2 separate regions of the Homo sapiens genome follow, and region 1 is linked to region 2. A link is an interaction called in ENCODE POLR2A ChIA-PET data of the cell type or tissue named here. Cell type or tissue: B cell. All regions are shown on one strand. Links, peaks and the distances in the headings refer to the core of each region. The heading gives the core; the rest is flanking DNA.

Evidence for each region. ChIA-PET counts read pairs that join two places held together with the same protein. Peaks named below come from ENCODE experiments on the same cell type or tissue, not always from the same donor. Only the 100,000 strongest peaks of a DNase experiment are listed, where the experiment ranks them.
Region 1: POLR2A ChIA-PET joins it to region 2 with 5 read pairs; 14 of 35 experiments call an interaction of 5 or more read pairs at or near these places.

Annotation. Positions count from the first base shown.
Region 1 is chr19:45,589,392-45,593,775 of GRCh38, forward strand. GPR4 (G protein-coupled receptor 4) reads right to left here. Exons shown (of 2, transcript NM_005282.3): 2 at 373-3,306. The coding sequence starts at 2,475. The coding sequence ends at 1,387. Among named protein-coding and RNA genes, the nearest start is that of OPA3, 6.8 kb to the left of the region's middle. In B cell, for the core only: a CTCF peak has its summit at 1,704; a DNase peak (open chromatin) is centred at 1,800; H3K27me3 peaks cover 2,471 bases.
Region 2 is chr19:45,500,015-45,504,398 of GRCh38, forward strand. PPM1N (protein phosphatase, Mg2+/Mn2+ dependent 1N (putative)) reads left to right here. Exons shown (of 5, transcript NM_001080401.2): 2 at 1-52; 3 at 442-547; 4 at 636-696; 5 at 2,003-2,499. The coding sequence ends at 2,071. LOC107985314 (a long non-coding RNA gene) reads right to left here. Exons shown (of 2, transcript XR_007067269.1): 2 at 796-1,533. Among named protein-coding and RNA genes, the nearest start is that of PPM1N, 3.8 kb to the left of the region's middle. In B cell, for the core only: no CTCF peak of the experiment used is centred there; DNase peaks (open chromatin) are centred at 2,197 and 2,554.

The sequences.
Region 1 (4,384 bases), core at 114-4,113, 89 kb after region 2:
CCACCACGCTCAGCTACTTTTTTTTGTATTTTAGTAGAGACGGGGTTTCACCATGTTGGCCAGGCTGGTCTCGAACTCCTGACCTCAGGTGATCCGCCCGCCTTGGCCTCCCAAAGTGCTGGGATTACAGGCGTGAGCCACTGCGCCCGGCCCAAAATTCAGACACTGTCTAACCCCAGAGCCCTTGCACCTGCAGTTCCCTCTGCCTGAAATGCTCTTCCCACAACAGCCACAAGGCTGAGTGCCGCCCATGCTTCAAGTCTTTGCTGGAAAGCCACCTCAGCAAGCCCTTCTCTGCCCTCCTCCAGATCAGACTCCAAGTCATCCTCTGTTCCCTCAACTGGCTTTACATAGAAAAATGTCCCCTTCCCATTTAGCAATTCCAAACATTACATATTTTTTATTTACTTGTGTATGGTGAGCCCTGTGAAGGCAAGGCCAGGCTGCCTCAGTCATTGTTGTGTCCCCAGCCCCACCCAGCACAGTGCCCTACATAAACCTCTGTTGAATGAATGAATAAATACCCTTTCTTCTTGTCCCACACCTTCTTCCCAAACCTTCTGGCATCACTCCTCCAGGCAGTCTGCCCTGATTGCCCTTCACTTGAGTTCTGACATTCTCCCTCTTCATCCTCAGTCTTGACTTGGAGATCGCTGTTTATCTAGAAACTTAGAATTGCGGTCTTATGTTCCCTGGCCTGTATGACCAGGGGCTTTGCAAACATAATGACTCTATATCGGCTGCATTTCTCCTTCCACTTTCCCCCGAGTCACAGACTTTTATCCACTTGTTGGAAAAAAAAAAATCTAACCTTCTCTATTTGTCTTTATTTTCTGGAAACCAAATGTTTGACTTAATTTATCTGGCCAGACATGGCGGCTCACATCTCTAATCTGAGCACTTTGGGAGGCCAAGGCAGGAGGATCTCTTGAGCCCAGGAGTTCAAGATCAGCCTGGGAAACATAGTGAGACTCCATTTCTACAAAAAGTACAAAAATTAGCCAGGCATGGTGGCTCACATTTGTGGTCCCAGCTACTCGGGAGGCTGATGTGGGAAGATCGCTGGAGAGCCCAGGAGGTGGAGGCTGCAGTGAGCCACGACTGCACTACTGCACTCCAGCCTGGGCAACACAGTGAGACCCTGTCTCCAAAAAAATATATTTACTCATCTCCTCCTTCAGGAGGCCCTCCACAATCGCCAAACTGTGATGGGATCTGGGAGCACAAAGGTTGACCAGTGACACACCAACCTCACTCTTCCTAAGTTCTTGTATTCTTATGAATATTAACACAGCCCTTTTTCCATACAATTTGCATACACCAGACCAGGAGAGAAGGGACTGTGGGATGAGAGGGGAAAACTGGGGATTCTGTGCCACTCGGGGTTCATTGTGCTGGCGGCAGCATCTTCAGCTGCACCTGGTCCCCCTGGGAGGGCGGAGTGGCCGCCCAGCTGCCAGTCATGGCTTTGGCTGTGCTGTTCCTCTTGGAGGTGAGTGGGGTCTCCAGGGTGAGCGAGGCATTGGCCATCTCCTGGGGCTTGTCGCTGGCCAGAAAGCGGAGCAGGTTGTGCAGGGCCTTGGCCACATCGCTGCGGGCGCCCTCGTTGACCAGGCAGTAGAGGATGGGGTCCGCCACACAGTTGAGGCTGGTGAAAGCCAGTGAGCTGTGGTATGCAGAAAAGACGCGCTCCTCGAAGCCGCAGTCCCAGGGGCGGCCCAGGTAGATGGCGCTGCGGGACAGCAAGAGCACGTGATAGGGCGCAAAGCAGACCAGCACGATGGCGATGAGGCTGAGGGCCAGCCGCTTGATCTTGGCCTTCTCCTGGCGCTCGGTGGACACGCTGCCCCGCACGGCCCGCAGGATGCCCCGGTACGACAGCAGCATGAGCGCCCACGGGAAGAGGAAGCCCACGAACACCCGATAGAGGTTCATCCAGGCCACCCAGCCTTCCATGGGGAACTTCTCAAAGCAGAAGGTGTGGTTGTAGCGGTCTCGGAAGAGCTCGTCATGGAACAGGGGCGCCGAGTTGGCGCCCAGCTCCGTGGCCCAGACCACGGAGCTCACGGCCACGGCGGTCTTGACGCGGCGCAGGCGGGCGAAGCGGAGTGGGTGGGCCACAGCCAGGTAGCGGTCCACCGAGATGCAGCACAGGAAGGCGATGCTGATGTAGATATTGGTGTAGAAGATGAACCCAAAGAGCTTGCAGGACCCGGGGCCGTGGATCCAGTTGTCGTGGTGCAGGAAGTAGTCCACCCACAGCGGCAGCGTGCAGATGTACAGCAGGTCGGCGATGCTGAGGTTCATCAGGTAGACGCCCAGCTCGTTGCGCTGTTGCACCTGGCGGTAGGCCGCCCACAGAGCCAGGCAGTTGGTGGGCAGCCCCACGCCGATGACAAAGATGTAGAGGGATGGCGGAAAGAGGTGGTCCACGCGCGAGTCCACGTGGCAGCCCTCCCACGTGTGGTTGCCCATGGTGGGCACTTCGGCTTCTGGGGCGCTTCCCCTGGCCCACGGGGGCTGTGGGGCCACAGGGAGCGGGAGGCCATGGGGCCCCCTGAGCCCCTTCCTTGGAGGCTCAGGGGAACATGGTGGGATGTGGTCTACAGGGAAGAGATGAGGTTGGGTAGGCTGGGCTGGGCTGGGAAGGGCAGAGCTTGAGAGGGAAAAGTTGGAGGAGGGATGGAATTATGACAGGAGGGAAGTCTGGAGGATGGTGAGATTAATAAAGAGGTTTTTCAAGGAGGTTATGTATGGAGTCAGTGTGTCAACGAGGGAGTATGGGGGTGACACAAAAATTGGTCTCCGGGAGTGTTTATGGAGGAGACGAAAGCATCGCTGGGCAATGGTGAGAAGGAGATGGTTTGCAGGGCAATTAGGAAGTATGTGTAGCCATATTGAAGTAATAATGGCGGGGGAATGTTCTAGAAGACACAAGAAATACATGAGAAAGTGTTGAGATAGGACACAGCGCAGTTAGGGAGTGTTGGAAAGTTCAGGCAATGTGGGTGGGAGTGCTGGCATTTCCTAGGACCCCAGAAAGCAACAGAGATAAGTAAGGTCACCAGTAAGGAGAAGGTTCTGGAAAAGGAGGTGTCTGGCACAGGGTGGACAAAGATAAAAGGCTCGGTCTGTGGACGGCAGGAAGGAGTCTTAGGAAACAGGAAGGAGGTGAGTAAGGTCTAGATCAGAGGTAAGTTTGGGGACGGAAGGGAAATTTCAATGGGGGCAGGGGAGGGACTCCAGACTGGTCCTGGTGGGGGCTGAGGGATTGGGATGAAGTCAGTTCACCGCTGACTGCAGTGCCTGTTGGGAGAGAGGACAGCAGTGAGGGAGTCATGGACACTCCAACCTTCTTCTCCCCACACTCCTCACCATAATTGCTGTGAACTGCAGAGACTGGACACCCCAACAATGCCTACTTCAGCCCCATCCTAAGCAACCACTCTCTGAAAACACAGATTTGAGGTGTCAGGCATATTTTCCCCTGACAGATATTAGAATAAAGACCCAACTCAGGCCGGGTGCAGTGGCTCATGCCTGTAATCTCAACACTTTGGGAGGCCGAGGTGGGAGGTTCGCTTGAGCCTAGGAGTTCAAGACCAGCCTGGGCAATGCAGTGAGACCCAGTCTCTACAAAAAATAAAAATAAAAATATTAGCCAGGTGTGGTGGTACATACCTGTAGTCACAGCTACTGGGGAGGCTGAGGTAGGAGGATCACTTGATCCCAGGGGATTCAGGCTGTAGTGAGCTATAATCACACCACGGCACTCCAGCTTGGGCAACAGAGTGAGACCCTGTCTCAAAAAAAAAAAAAAAAAAAAAGGTAGGGTGTGGTGGCTCGCACCTGTAATCCCAGAACTTTGGGAGGCCGAGGCAGGCAGATCACGAGGTCAGGAGTTCAAGAACAGCCTGGCCAACATGGTGAAACCCCATCTCTACTAAAAATACAAAAATTAGCTGGATGTGGTGGCACGTGCCTGTAATCCCAGCTACACAGGAGGCTGAGGCAGGAGAATTGCTTGAAACCAAAAGGCGGAGGTTGCAGTGAGCTGAGATCGCACCACTGCACTCCAGCCTGGGCAAAAGAGTAAAACTCTGTCTCAAAAAAAAAAGAAGAAAAGAAAAAAAAGAAAAAAAAAAGGAAAGAAAGAAAGAGAAAAAGGGAAAAAAATGACCCAACTCAGATTTTAGCATTTTCCTGCAGAATTCCTGTAAAACTGGCACAGGTATCATATCATGCTTCAGGAAATGCCAGACTAGTCTAACTCTATCATGTCACAGACAGGGAGAAGGGGCCCAGAGAGGCTGAGTCACCTCCCTAAGGATGCACAGCATGGCAGCAATAGGGCCAGGGCTGGGGCCAGCCTCCCACTCCTTAC
Region 2 (4,384 bases), core at 194-4,193:
GCGATCAGGAGGGAGCTAGCACTGGACGCAGCCCTGGGCTGCAGAATCGCTGGTGAGCAGACTCTGGGGGCCCAGCTGGAGGGGTGGTTGGCCAGTGAAGGCTGTGCCATAACTTTTTCTTTTTTTCTTTTTTTTTTTGAGATGGAGTCTTGCTCTGTCTCCTAGGCTGGAGTGCAGTGGCGTGATCTTGGCTCACTGCAACCTCTGCCTTCCGGGTTCAAGCGATTCTCCTGCCTCAGCCTCCTGAGTAGCTGGGATTACAGGCATGCACAATCACACCCAGCTAATTTTTGTATTGTTAGTATAGACGGGGTTTCACGATGTTGTCCAGGCTGGTCTCGAACCCCTGGCCTCAAGTGATCCGCCCGCCTTGGTCTCCCAAAGTGCTGGGATTACAGGCGTGCGCCACTGTGCCCAGCCTAACTCTTGACTCTTTCTCAGAACTGTGTGCCTCTGCTCAGAAGCCCCCCAGCCTGAACACAGTTTTCAGGACTCTGGCCTCAGAGGACATCCCAGATTTACCTCCTGGGGGAGGGCTGGACTGCAAGTGAGTTGGGGTGAGGAAGGGTGGGGTGGAATGAGGGTGGGGTGGAAGGAGGAGAGTCCCCTCCTGAGGGCCTTCCTGTGCTCTCCAGGGCCACTGTCATTGCTGAAGTTTATTCTCAGATCTGCCAGGTCTCAGAAGAGTGCGGAGAGGTAAGGATCCTGTGTTCTCCAGTGTTTCTCTTAGGAGGGGACGCCCCCCCGCCCACCCCTCTTAGTGACAGGGAAATTGAAGCCAGTGAGGATAAGGGATTTGCCTGATATATTTTATTCCTCTTTTCTCTTCTTTCTTTCTCTTTTTTTCTTTTCTTCCTTCCTTTCTTTTCTCTCTCTCTTTTTTTTTAGACTGGGTCTCACTATGTTGCCCAGGCTGGTCTCAAACTCCTGGGCTCAAGGGATCCTCCTGCTTTGGCCTCCCAAAGTGCTGGGATTACAGGCGGGAGCCACTGCAACCCAGCCAGCTTGCTATATTAATACATTCCTACTCCCAGCCCTGAAGCATTGTGCAAGGCATGAGGAGGGAGACGCAGATGCAGAGAAGAGACTGTGATTCCCCTCCAAGAAATGTGAGCCGGCAACGCTCTGCAGTGCCCCATCAGCCCAAGTGCTTCCCACATCCAAGAATAAGATGGAAACATTCAGGGAATGCTAATGACCAATTCTAAGGCCTAGACGCACAGCAGATACCATCAGGACATACATGAGTATGATCCAGGTCTTAGACAAGAGAAGCTGTAATGGGGCCCAGATAGCTAAGGAGAATTTGGAGATATCCAAAGATGTATAGTGGTGGACCAAGGCATGGAGTGGCATCAGGGAAGAAATGGGAGGGAGGAAGCTGGGTTTAGAGCCCCAAGGCCTTTGCATGGCAGAGGTGGGAGTTTGGTGATTATCATGTTGATGAGGGAGGATTGTTGACAATTTCTCAGTAGCTGAAGGAGGTATTTGTCAGTTTTCTTTGAGTCGTGAGAGATGGAAGCCCAATTCAAGCTGGGAAAACAAAACAGGGAATTTACTGGGCCATGTAATTGAAGAGTTTAGAGTCTTAAGGCATGGCTGCATCTAGTTGTCAGATGATGTCATCATGAATGGTCTCTTTTTATTTTCTCCGAGTTGGCTTCATTACCTTTCAGGGTCTCCTCCTAAGGTAGCGGAGACTTGCAGCTCCAGGCTTACACCCCAGCAGCCTGTCCTCCCCAGTGGAGAAAGTTTGCCAATTTCCCCGGAGTTGCAGCAGTGGTCTTTGGGGGCTGGTTCTCATTGGCCACACCAGGTCACATGCTGACCAGTCACTGTGTCTGATTGGCCAGGCTGGGGTCGCACTTGGGGTTGGGGTCCACTCCATTCAAACCTTAATGGATTGTGAGATGGGATATGGTGGTCCCTCAAAGGAAAAGGAAGAGGTGCCAGGAGACAAGACAGAATTTCTCATTACCTTCTCCCACATTTTGTGTTACAGAAGGGGCAGGATGGGGCTGGGAAGTCCAACCCCACGCATTTGGGCTCAGCCTTGGACATGGAGGCCTGACAGCTGTTGTCCTTTGGGGATCCTTTGCTTCTCTGGGGCCTCAACAGAACTAAAGAAGAAAACCGACCCTTTCCCCAACTACATGTACCAGCGGAAGGAAGGAAGGCCAATGTAGGAACCCAAAATGCTTATTTCTTCTTCTCTTACTTCCCTCTCACAGAAAAGTCTTACGAATGGGGAAATTCCACCAACATCCAGACCAAAAAGAAAAAAGCCCAAATCGAAAAAAAAAAAAAAAAAAAAAAAAAACAAAAAAACCCAACCAAATGTTTTTGAAATATTCAGAGCCGAACAGATTCTGAGAGATAACCCAGTCCAATAACCTCTTTCCTTCTTATTACTCATCTGTTTTTGAGGGGAAGTAGAGTTTTGATTATTAAACTTTATTTACATAAGTGATTCCAAATACATTTTCTTGTAAAAAACAAGAAGACATGTTTTGCCTAGTCTGTTAGCAAATACGTTACAGGGCACCTGCTGTGTGCCAGGTCTTAGCCTCACAGTCATGAACCAGGCTGACCCACCAAGATCCTTGCCACTGTGGGGCTGACCTCTTGGTCAGGAGACGCAGCAAACAAGGGAATCAATAAATAAAGTCATCTCGCCAGGCGCAGTGGTCCACATCTGTAATCTCAGCACTTGGGGGAGTCTGAGGTGGGAGGATCACTTGAGCCCAAGAGTTCGAGACCAGCCTGGGCAACATAGCAAGATGCAATCTGTAATTTTTTTTTTTTTTTTTTTTTTTGAGACGGAGTCTCGCTCTGTCACCCAGGCTGGAGTGCAAGGGTGCTCTCTCGGCTCACTGCAAGCTCCGCCTCCCGGGTTCATGCCATTCTCCCGCCCAGTCTGTAATTAATACTAAAAAAATGAAGTCATCTTGCACACTGACAAGTGTCACGAAGAAAATAAAACAGGAGGATGTGTTGAGAAAATGACTAGGGGAGCTACTTCGGGTTTTTTACTTTTTCCAATTTTTAAAATTTTGATTTATTTAATTCAGGTAGTTTTGAATGGGTAATAAATTCACTTGGTTTGAAATGCAAAGAGTGCAAGATGGCATACAATGAAGTCTTTCTCTATCCCTCTCACACTTCAGCCACTCAATTTTCCGTGGTGGGGGAGGTGGCTTTTGAAACAGGGGAATCAGGAAAGGTCTCTGAGGAGGGGACAGTTGAGCAGAGACCTGACAGAGAAGAGTCAGCTCCGCAAATACCCCAAAGAGTGTTCTAAGGCAGAGGGAACAATCAGTATGAAGGCTTAGAAGCAGGATAAAATTTCCCCCCTTTTTTTTTTTTTTTTTGAGACAGAGTTTTCACTCTTGTTGCCCAGGCTGGAGTGCAATGGTGCAATCTCGGCTCACTGCAACCTCCGCCTCCTGGGTTCAAGTGATTCTCCTGCCTCAGCCTCCCAAGTAGCTGGGATTACAGGCACGTGCCACCACACCAGGCTAACTTTTTGTATTTACTACAGACAGGGTTTCACCATGTTAGTCAGGCTGGTCTCGAACTCCTGACCTTAGGTGATCCACCCAACTCGGCCTCCCAAAATGTTGGGATTACAGGCATGAGCCAGCCACCAGGTCCGGCCAAATTTGGCATTTTCAAGACAGACTTGAGACCTCCCAAGTGCGGTGGCTCACACTTGTAATCCCAGCACTTTGGGAGGCCGAGGCAGCTTGATTCCAGGAATTCGAGACCAGCATGGGCAACATAGCAAAACCTTGTCTCTACAAAAAAAAAAAAAGATCTCTGTGACCACCAAATTAACCCCACACTCTCTATCTCACTGGTAACCCTTGCAATGAGTTTAAAGTGGACTTTTTACATGTATTAATATATGGTATTCTGGGTGTTTCCTTGATTTTTTTCATTCCCTTCGTATCTCTGGCAACTTTTTATCCACTTAATGGATGTTTTCATTCTATGTCACCCACGTCATTTACACACTTCATGCCACCCGTTTTTTTAAGAGACAAGGTCTAAGTCTGTATCCCAAGCTGGAGTATAATGGCGCAATCATCGCTCACCACAGCCTCGAACTCCTGGGCTCAAGCAATCCTCCTACCTCATCTTCCCAAGTAGCTGGGACCACAGATGGATGATACCACACCCAGTTAATTTTTTTTTTTTTTTTAGAGATGGGGTCTCGGCCAGGCGCAGTGGCTCACACGTGTAATCCCACCACTTTGGGAGGCCCAGGTGGGCAGATCTTCTGAGGTCAGGAGTTCGAGACCAGCCTGACCAACATGGAGAAACCCCATCTCTACTAAAAAATGCAAAAATTAGCTGGGCTTGGTGGTGCATGCCTGTAATC